2 separate regions of the Homo sapiens genome follow, and region 2 is linked to region 1. A link is a contact called in ENCODE Hi-C or POLR2A ChIA-PET data. All regions are on one chromosome and are shown on one strand. Each heading gives the region's core, a stretch centred on a gene start or an enhancer-like site at or near the end of the contact. The rest is flanking DNA. Distances are from core to core; before and after follow the strand shown. Region 1 holds the start of MAD2L2 (mitotic arrest deficient 2 like 2). Region 2 overlaps C1orf167 (chromosome 1 open reading frame 167).

Region 1 (5,755 bases), core at 1-2,500:
GATCTGTGTCCAAACAGACGGATGGGACTAACAAGCTCTTACGTCCCTGGAGGTCACAGACAAAGTCCTCTTGGCTTCTGGTCCTGACTTGTTGCCCACTAACTCCGTAGCTGCTTCTCAGATCTTAGTTTTCTCACTTGTAAAATAAGGGGGCTGTAAATAAGTGGAAGCCCTGGTGTCAGAAGAGGCATCAGAGCTGGGTTTGTATTCCCACTGTGTGATTTTGGCGAATTAGAGAACGTTTCTGGGCCTGTTTAACCATCTGTAAAGTGGGGCTATAAAATGGAGACTTAGCTGCTAGGGTTAATGAGAGAATTAACGGAATCAGTGTTTGACACATAAGAAGTGCTCGATGTTAGTCATTATTTTTTATTATTTTAGTAATATCATCTCTGAGGGCCCTTACAGGACTTCCAGACCGAGTCCACGCCCCTGGGGGACTTGGGAGCAGTAAAATGTAGTGGCAGGAGGCACCTCGGCCATCGCCCACCCCACCAGCTGGGAGACTCGGGCAGGTTATTCACCCTTCTGCACCTCGCTTGACTTATCTGTATAAAGAGAACAGTCACAGTAACTGCCTCATGGAGTTACTCCCAGGACTGAGATAATCCACGGACACACTTAGCCCAGTGCCCAGCACTCGGCTGGAGCTCCAAAAAGGTCAGCTATTGTTATGAAGCGTAGGGCGGGGAGGGTTCATCCTCTTGGGCGGTCAGGCCAGGCTGCATTTAGGTACCCGGTGGGGGCGGAGCAGGGGCGACGCCGGTGCACGCCCTCTTTTTTTTATTTTTAAAATTTCACCCGGGCCTTGACAACCGGTACAATCCTGTCCTCCCCTGTTCCCGCCCCCGAGCCAGAGGATTCGCTTTTGCGTGGGCAGCTGCAGGGATGGTGACTCGGGCTAGCTCAGATGTGGCTGCCGTTAGTCCCCAGCTGCGCGCTCCCCCGTCCCTCCCCAGCCCTCTTCCGGCGCCTGCTAAAGCGAGAGAAATGCCCTCGGGGGAAGATATGTAGCGATCCAATGGAACGTGGAGATCAACGTTGTGTTTTCTTCGCGCCCACCCGAAGTTGAAGGGAGGTGGCGCGGCGGGTCTCAGCCCCTCCCGGACGCCGAGGCCCGGCCCCCGCCCCTCGGAGACCCGCCCCCGCATGCGGAACCGCCCTCTGCGAGGCCCGGTTTGGGCCGTGCGGGAATGGGCGTGGCCTGGGCGGGGCGGGCGCTAGGACCCACCGGAGCGCCGTGAACGTCACCGAGCGGCGCCGAGGCCCCGGGTTGAGCGGGAGGCGCGATCGGTCCGGTCGGTGGCTCCCCGCGGCGGGGCCGGGCCCGATCTCGGGCGGGAACCGAGCGCAGAGCCGGTACTGGGGGAGGGGAGAGGGGGCGGGATTCCCGCCGGGAGGGATCCGGCGTAGCAGGGGGCGGAGTCTTATTCCAACCCCGCTTCGCTTTCCGCATGTCCCGCTTTGCGCTCCCGGCCCTGGGCATCCCGCTGTTTCCCTCTGCGTCCGCGGCCCTGCCCTTTTCGGGGGCACAGCTGTGGTCTTTCCACCCCGCGAGACAGCGGGGCGAGGGGGCGCGGGCGGCCAGTGGATAGAGGCTGATGCCCCCAAGCACGGACGCCAGCGTGGGGGTGGAGGTTCTTCCAGCTGCCCTGAGCCTGTGCGAAGCGGGAGGTCCTTCCCCAGTTCCCACAGACTGTGGGGAGGGAAGAGACGGTGGAAGCGAGCGGGTTCTGGGCTCCTGGGTCTCTGGAACTACCCTCTGCCCTTGCCCCAACACTCAGGTAGCGGGAAGGATGACCACGCTCACACGACAAGACCTCAACTTTGGCCAAGGTAGGGAGGCTGGACCTGCGGGCCCGGGGGCGGGGGCGTCTGGGCCGGCGGGCTTCCTCGAGCGCGCCACCGGCTTGTGCCCCCCTGCAGTGGTGGCCGATGTGCTCTGCGAGTTCCTGGAGGTGGCTGTGCATCTCATCCTCTACGTGCGCGAGGTCTACCCCGTGGGCATCTTCCAGAAACGCAAGAAGTACAACGTGCCGGTCCAGGTGAGGCACGTCCCAGAACCACAGAGTGGGTACAGGGTGGACTTTTAAAAATTCTTTGGTCGGGCGCCGTGGCTCACGCCTGTAATCCTAGCACTTTGGGAGGCCGAGGCGGGCGGATCACCTGAGGTCAGGAGTTCGAGACCAGCCTGACAAACATGGTGAAACCCCGTCTCTACTAAAAATACAAAAATTAGCCGGGCGTGGTGGCCAAGGCCTGTAATCCCAGCTACTCAGGAGGCTGAGGCAGGAGAATCCCTTGAACCCAGGAGGCGGAGGTTGCAGTGAGCCGAAATTGTGCCACTGCATTCCAGCCTGGGTGACAAGAGCGAAACTCCGTCTCAAAAAAAAAAAAAAAAAAAAAAAAAAACCTCTTCCACTTCGGGCCAAGCCACCTCATTCCGCAGGGCCCTGCCCATGCCTTCCAATGCCTTCCAGTTCCAAAGTGGTGATGCCTACCCACCCCTCAGAAGAGAGTTCCCCTTGCCAGAAGTTAGGGACCAGGCCTGATAAGAGTTACCCCGGGGGTGGCCGGGCATGGTGGCTCACACCTGTAATCCCAGCACTTTGGGAGGCTGAGGCGGGCGAATCACAAGGTCAGGAGTTCAAGAAACCAGCCTGACCAACATGATGAGATCCTGTCTCTACTAAAAATACAAAAATTAGCCTGGTGTGGTGGTACGCGCCTGTAATCCCAGTTACTAGGGAGGCTGAGGCAGGAGACTCGCTTGAACCCGGGATGCAGAGGTTGAAGTAAGCCCAGATCGTGCCACTGCACTCCAGCCTGGGCGACAGAGCAAGACTATGTCTCCAAAAAAAAAAGTTACCCTGGGGGCATGGTGGCACTTTGAAGGAGCTCGTGAAGCTGGTGAACCTTGGTGTGAGGAGGGTATTTCCAAAAACCTCCAAATCTTCTCCCTACCATTTATCCTAAACTCAATGGGTTAAGGCTAAAAGGCAGACAAAGCAGTGTGCATCGCACTGTAGCTCCAGTCCCTAGAAGTGCCTGTCTCTGGAAGGCACTCAGGAAACATGAGAATAAGTGGTAGAAGCTCAAAGGACATCCAGGTGGTCCCCGCTTCAAGTCCCCACACCACCATTGTTTTCTCACTTCCAGTATGGTATTCAAGACATTACTTGAGGTAGTCAGCACTTTATTTTTTATTTTATATTTTATTTTATTTTATTTTTTGAGACTGAGTCTCGCTCTGTCGCCCTGGCTGGAGTGCAGTGGCGTGATCTTGGCTCACTGCAACCTCCACCTCCTGGGTTCAAGTGATTCTCCTGCCTCAGCCTCCCGAGTAGCTGGGATTACAGGCGTGTGCCACCACATCTGGCTAATTTTTGTATTTTTAGTAGAGACAAGGTTTCGCCGTGTTGGCCAGGCTGGTCTCGATCTCCTGACCTCTGGTGATCCACCTGCCTTGGCCTCCCAAAGTGCTGGGATTACAGGCGTGAGCACTTTATTATGAAACAGGTTTTGTGTTAGATAATGTTGCCCAACTGTGGGCTAATGTGTTTTGAGTGTGTTTAGGTAGGCCTGGCTAAGCTATGATGTTCTGTATGTTATGTGTATTAACTGCATTTTCCGCTGGCGATATTTGATTGGTTTATCCAAACATAAACCCATAGTAAGTTGAAGGTCACCTTTAGAGGGGAAAGGAAAAAACAATTGACATTTACTCACTTCTTCTTTATGATGAAGTGATTGAAGCCCAGAGAAGTTAAGGAATTTGCCTGAGGCCACACAGTTCCTTAGTTCTTAACTTTTGACATCTGATTACATTTTCCTGGATCCTTTTTCTGGAAAAATGCCCAAGTGCACAAAGATACAACTTTAGGGATTTTTCAGACTCTGGAGGAGTCCATGGACCCCACATTAAGAACCCCTAATGGTATATTAAATGCTCATATTGGGATTGAGTTCTTATCTTTCTTTTCCTTTGAGATGGAGTCTTGCTTTGTTGCCCAAGCTGGAGTGCAGTGGCTTGATCTCAGCTCACTGCAACCTCCGCCTCCCAGGTTCAAGTGATTCTCCTGCCTCAGCCTCCCAAGTAGCTGGGATTACAGGTGCCACCTCACCTGGCTAATTTTTGTATTTTTAGTAGAGATGGGGTTTTGCCATTTTGGCCAGGCTGGTCTCAAACTCCTGACCTCAGGTGATCCACCCACCTCATCCTCTCAAAGTGCTGGGATTAGAGGAGTGAGCCACTGTGCCCAGCCTGAGTTCTTATCTTCTAACTTCTTTCTCTATGGATAAGTTCACAGTTCTTAGCCTCTGGTTTTTTTTTTTTTTTTTGAGATGGAGTCTCGCTCTGTTGCCCATGTTGCAGTGCAGTGGCGTGATCTCGGCTCACTGCAACCTCCGCCTCCCGGGTTCAAGCGATTCTTTTGCCTTAGCCTGCCAAGTAGCTGGGACTAAGGTGCCTGCCACCATGCCCGGCTAATTTTTGTATTTTTAGTAGAGATGGGGTTTCACCATATTGGCCAGGCTGGTCTCGAATACCTGACCTTGTGATCCACCTGCCTCGGCCTCCCAAAGTGCTGAGATTATAGGCGTGAGCCACCATGCCCGGCCAGTTCTTAGCCTCTTGAGGGAAAGTGGGGTCTCCTGGGTAGGGAGCCCTGGAGAGCTGCTGGGCCTCGGACCGAAGGCAGATGGGGCCTTAGGCTCCTGGTTGTGTTGGGTGGTTTCCCCATCTGTGCTTTGGGCCTCACGAGCCGCATGGTATTGTGTGCAGATGTCCTGCCACCCGGAGCTGAATCAGTATATCCAGGACACGCTGCACTGCGTCAAGCCACTCCTGGAGAAGGTGAGGGTGCACTGGGCTCCCCAGCCATCTCACCCCATGCTCACCCCCGTCCCTGTGTGCTCACAGTCCAACTCTGGGATGGGGTGAAGCTAGGACTCTGTGGGGTCTTCATGGCTCCAATACCCAGAAGCCTGTTCCCTGCACTCTGGAGACCATCCCAACCCAGGGGCAGGCCCCAAGGCATGCGGGCCATGTTCAGGGTGCCTTGGGCCTGGGAGCCCGGGTTGGAGCTGGCTCTAAGTAGGGGCTGCCCCAGAGGGTTCGGGGTTCTTCTCACATCCGTCCCCTGTTCTCCACGCTAAACGTTCTGTCTGAGCTGAGCCCCTCAGGGTTTCTTCCCCATCTAGTCCTGATCTCAGACTTCCTGGGACCTTCCCTATGGGGCCCGGGCATTCTCTCAGCCTACACCACTCATGCTGGAGGGTGCCGGCTTCTCAAACTCGCTATCTGGCCTCTTGGGGACCCCCAGCCTAGCAGCTGAGCAGGGCTGTGAGTGGGCCGTTTCTCCTCCTTCCTTGGGCAAGGGGGTGGAGGCAGGGTGGTGTAGTCGGGGTGGGGTGCCTGGCTCTGCAGTGGGGGTTCCTCTCTTTGCAGAATGATGTGGAGAAAGTGGTGGTGGTGATTTTGGATAAAGAGCACCGCCCAGTGGAGAAATTCGTCTTTGAGATCACCCAGCCTCCACTGCTGTCCATCAGGTGGGCTGCCCCTGCCCCTCGCCCACTAGCTGGCATCAGGTGTGTCTCTGGCAACACACCCACCCCTTTAAGGCGGCCCTTGAATACCTTGGTAAAGGCCTGGGAGGAGAAAGGGCAAGAAGCACCAGCATGACAAGGGGACAGCCTGTGAGCAGCTGAGATGGGTCCAGAGAGATGACATGAGCTACCCAGGGTCACCTGGGTG
Region 2 (4,445 bases), core at 517-3,016, 100 kb before region 1:
AGTACCCTATAGAGAGGGGGCTCTCCAAAGGGGCTGCTGGGGCATGTGTGCCTGTGGCAGAAAAGAGGAGACCCTGGAATTCAGCACCCTGGGTGCCATTCCCAGCGTTTAGTTTCTAGAGGCCTCAGTTTCTCCATCAGCTTATGGGATCCTTGTCTTTACTGACAAGAATGGAATAGAAATGTAAAAGTACTCTGAAAAGCAATTGCCCTGTAACTTATCTAGAAAGAAAAGACCCTGAGACTCCAGAATCTGCTGTTGCCATAGCCCCATATGTGTGAATTCTGCAACTAGCCAAGGCTAGTTCCTTTCAATTCCATTTAAAAAACAAAAACCAGCAGGTGTGGTGGCTCATGGCGTAATGGGCCTGCCCAATGCTTTGGGAGGCCAAGGCAGGTAGATCGCTTGAGCCCAGGAGTTTGAGACAAGCCCTGGCAACATAGTGAGATCCCATTTCTACAAAAAAAAAAAAAAAAAAATTAGCCGGGTGTGGTGGCACACGCCTGTAGTCTCAGCTACTCAGGTGGCTGAGGTGGGAGGATCGTTTGAGCCCTGGAGGTTGAGGCTGCAGTGAGCTGTGATCGCACCACTGCACTCTGGCCTGGGCGACAGAGTGAGACACTGTCTGAGAACAAAAAACGACTGAAAAAAAAAATCACCTTAGCTTTTTCTCTTAGAATCTTCTCTAAAACGTATTCTTTGTGGCATTCTGAAATAGGATTCATGATGATGCCTGTTGATCTTAGGGACACTACCTCACCTGCCAGTATCTTTGGGGCTGTGTCCTTCAAGGACATGTCCCCAGACTGCTGTGCAGTGTCATTTTTTGTGTTTGGTTTGGTGGTGGCTTCTTCCCCCTTGCTAGGCTATCAACCTCTTATCACCACTTGTTGGTGTCAGAACTAACTGCTTCTGGTCTGGAGAGGGACTGACCGATGCCTTTGGGTAGAGAGAATTATGAAAGAAATTTTGGTATTTTTCTACTTTATATTTTCTGAGGTTTCTGTAATAAGCATATTTCACTTTTCCAATAAGAAAAAAAAAAACTTGGCCTGGCGCGGTGGCTCACACCTGTAATCCCAGCACTTTGGGAAGTCGAGGTGGGAGGATCACTTGAGTTCAGGAGTTCGAGACCAGCTTGGGCAATATGGTGAAACCCCGTCTCTACTAAAAATACAAAAATTAGCCAGGCGTGGTGGCGTGCACTTGTAGTCCCAGCTACTCAGGAAGCTGAGGCGGGAGAATCACTTGAACCCGGGAGGCAGAGGTTGCAGTGAGCTGAGATCACTCCTCTGCTTCAGCCTGGGCAATTGAGCCAGACTCTGTCTCAAAAATAAACAAAAAAACTTGACAAAAAAATGCTACTGTCCTCGTGTACCTATTCTGATCCTCAACTGCACCGTGAGAAAGCATGCATTTCAATGTCTCCCTAACAGGCTGTGACCCAACATGCTGGTCTTTGCGGCCGGACCTGCAGTGGCCTGGCACTCGAGAGGTGCCAGGTTCATCTTTGCTGATGGATTCAGAGTTGCTTGTCAGAGGCTGACTGAGAACTGGGGAGAGGTGGTGCATACGAGGTTGCTGGGCCCCTGGGGAGGCATCCAGCCATGCTGCCACCACCGGCTGAATCAAGCTGATTCTAAGGCCGGTGGTCCGAGGGTCATTTTTGGACCTCCCGCCCTGCCTAGGCTCCCTTCACCTGTTTCCAAGGGGCTGGGGCGTCCAGCAGCAGGCTCCCCCTGCTGGCCATCCGGGGCCAGAGCGTGAGGTCAGTCTGGGGCTTGGGGCGTACCTTGCCGGCCCCTGGCAGTCCCAGCCGCACCCTGAGCTGCACTGTCCGCAGGAAGCGCCTGAGCTCAGCCGGCCGGAGCTGGGTGAGGATGGCTCGCTGGACACCGCCGCGCACCGCCGACTGCACCGAGGCCTCTAGGACCCTGCGGGAGAGGAAGGAGTCTGCAGCCAGGGCCATAAAGGCCAGGACTCTCTGCAGGGAGCCCCCCCAGTGCCCTGCGGGAGGGGGCCTTCCGGGCCCAGCCCCAGGCTGGGGCCCACCCACCTCCCACACTCCCTTTTCTGGAGGGAGAATCTGGGTAAACAGGATGGAGAGCGACCTGGAAGGAGAAAATCACAGACGGGGACAAGCATCCTGTTTAGGGGCAGAGAGGGGACAGTCCTGCCAGTGCCACTTTGCCTCCCCTTCCCTGGCAAGAGCGCGTTTATGGCGCTTGCTGAGTGGCTGGCTGTGCTGGTGACTGCAAGGCATGACCATTAGAGACTTCCCCAAGGAGGGGACACACAGCAAGAGGCGGTGTCAGGATGTGGCCCAGGACTAGATGGCCAGGGCGGCCTCTCCCTGTCACCCCCAACCACCCTCTTGAGCCTTTGCCCTGCCACCCAGCCATGAATTACGCTCTACCCCTGCCAAAAACAGGCTTGAGGCCTGAGCTGGAAGCACAGAGTGGGGCTGCACTTAGACCACAGCACTCACCAGGCTCGCGGCTTCCAGGAAGCATGGGCTCGGCTGACCTGGCCCCGACAGGACTCATGCACCCACAGAGCCCAGCACCAAGTCCAGCACTGGGCTGCCTGGGCCCCAGCGCTCTCTCCTGCCTGCTGCTGGGCCTCATGGTGCATGCCCGGGGCCACTGGCCATGCTGGGAAGGCCTGTGGGGCCCGGGCCTTCTTCTGCTGCCCATCTTCCTGGCCTTGCTGCCCGCAGCTTCTCCAGCGGGCAAGGGAGGCCTGGGCCACACGCTGCTCCTGTGCCCCGGCTGCCACTTCCTGGGCTTCCCGCCATGTGGCAAACACGGCCCCCAGTGCTCTTCTCCTCAGGCCATCCTGAAAGGCTTGATGCTGGGCCCGGAGCACCCCCGTGTCTCTTACAACCTCACACCAGGCCTGGAAGTAGCTGCAAAACAGACACATTGGGCCAGGTGTGGTGGCTCATGCTTGTAATCCCAGCACTTTGGGAAGCCAAGGTGAGTGGATCACCTGAAGTCAGTTTGAGACCAGCCTGACCAACGTGGTGAAACCCCGTCTCTATTAAAAATACAAAAATTAGCCAGGCCTGGTAGTGGGCACCTGTAATCCCAGCTACTTGGGAGTCTGAGGCAGAAGAATTGCCTGAACCCAGGAGGCAGAGGTTGCAGTAAGCCGAGATCGCGCAAGTGCACTCCAGCCTGGGTGACAAGAGTGAAACTCCATCTCAAAAAAACAAAATGAAACAAAACAAAAACAGATGCATGGGAGGGCTTGTCTCGTTCTCAGAGTCAAAAGTCACATTTATTCAAAGTTACACCTGCAAATCTCCCACAAAACAGTAAACGACCAGTAACAGGTGAAAGCACTGGCTTTCCATCTTGCAACCTCAGCCTCAGAGGGCAGGGGCTGCCCTGCGAGGGGGATGGGAACCAGCAGTATGGGTTCAAGTCCCACATCAGCCATGCCCTGCCTCCCATCACATGCCCAGGTGGTTGGTGAGGGAGAGGAACACCATCTCTCACTCAGTGAGAAGCCAAGAAAAAAAACCATCTACGGCCAGGCACAGTGGCTCACACCTGTAATCCCAGCATTTTGGGAGGCAGAGGCGGGCGGATCACCTGAGGTCGGGAGTTCGAGACCAGCCTGACCAACATGGAGAAACCCCGTCTCTACTAAAAATACAAAATTAGCCAGGTGTGGTGCCACATGCCTGTAATCCCAGCTACTCGGGAGGCTGAGGCAGGAGAATCACTTGAACCCGGGAGGCGGAGGTTGTGGTAAGCCGAGATCGCGCCATTGCACTCCAACCTGGGCAACAAGAGCGAAACTCTGTCTCAAAAAACAAACAAACAAACAAAATAACCATCTACACCCTCAGATGCAAAAGCACAGACGTCAGCCATTCTGTAGCCAACAGTTCACTGCCCCACGGGGACACTGAACATTCGCAAATTTGTACTGAACTGTGGGAGGAGCCATTCTGTGTCCTCTGCTTGGTTTTACAATATGCATTCATGAACTGTATACATGTTCCACCAGAACATCTTTACTTAAATGAAGATTTCACTCTCTTCTCTTAGCGACAGTGTACAGCAGAATTCTCCTTGCTGTAACTCCTCACAATGGGCGTTATGGTAGATTTCCGAGGAGTGGATTTCTCCTCCTTTTTTTTTTTTTTTTTTGAGATGGAGTCTCGCACTGTCGCCCAGGCTGGAGTGCAGTGGTGCAATCTCGGCTCACTGCAACCTCCGCCTCCCGGATTCAAGTGATTCTCCTGCCTGAGCCCAAGTAGCTGGGACTACAGGCACCTGCCACCATGCCCGTCTAATTTTTCATATTTTTAGTAGAGATGGGGTTTCACCATGTTGGCCAGGCTGGTCTCGAACTCCTGATCTCAAGTGATCCACCTTCCTCGGCCTCCCAAAGTGCTGGGATTATAGGTATGATCCACTGTTCCCAGCTGA

Evidence for each region. Hi-C counts contacts between places; a loop is a spot of excess contacts on that map. ChIA-PET counts read pairs that join two places held with the same protein, here RNA polymerase II (POLR2A). Pooled maps may share reads with other maps.
Region 2: a loop to region 1 is called in a map of aorta, with 3 times the contacts of the local background. The contact joins the enhancer-like site here to the promoter of MAD2L2 in region 1. A Hi-C loop is called at or near these places in 2 of 168 maps with a recorded cell type or tissue (aorta and ascending aorta) and 7 of 50 pooled maps. POLR2A ChIA-PET finds 5 or more read pairs at or near these places in 6 of 52 experiments (H1, HepG2, WTC11 and 1 more).

Annotation. Positions count from the first base shown.
Region 1 is chr1:11,676,643-11,682,397 of GRCh38, reverse strand. It overlaps MAD2L2 (mitotic arrest deficient 2 like 2), which reads left to right and starts at 1,250. Exons shown (of 9, transcript NM_006341.4): 1 at 1,250-1,359; 2 at 1,785-1,836; 3 at 1,927-2,045; 4 at 4,784-4,855; 5 at 5,450-5,550. The coding sequence starts at 1,797. RefSeq lists silencers at 909-1,428, 1,869-1,928.
Region 2 is chr1:11,782,637-11,787,081 of GRCh38, reverse strand. It overlaps C1orf167 (chromosome 1 open reading frame 167), which reads right to left. Exons shown (of 21, transcript NM_001010881.2): 15 at 2,489-2,908; 16 at 1,793-1,934. MTHFR (methylenetetrahydrofolate reductase) reads left to right here. Exons shown (of 12, transcript NM_005957.5): 12 at 1-1,359. Among named protein-coding and RNA genes, the nearest start is that of C1orf167-AS1, 5.2 kb to the right of the region's middle. Within about 2 kb of position 1,766, at least 22 of the 41 ENCODE cell types and tissues checked have a DNase peak (open chromatin) inside an H3K27ac peak, as active enhancers do; they include ascending aorta, where a contact is called at or near this core.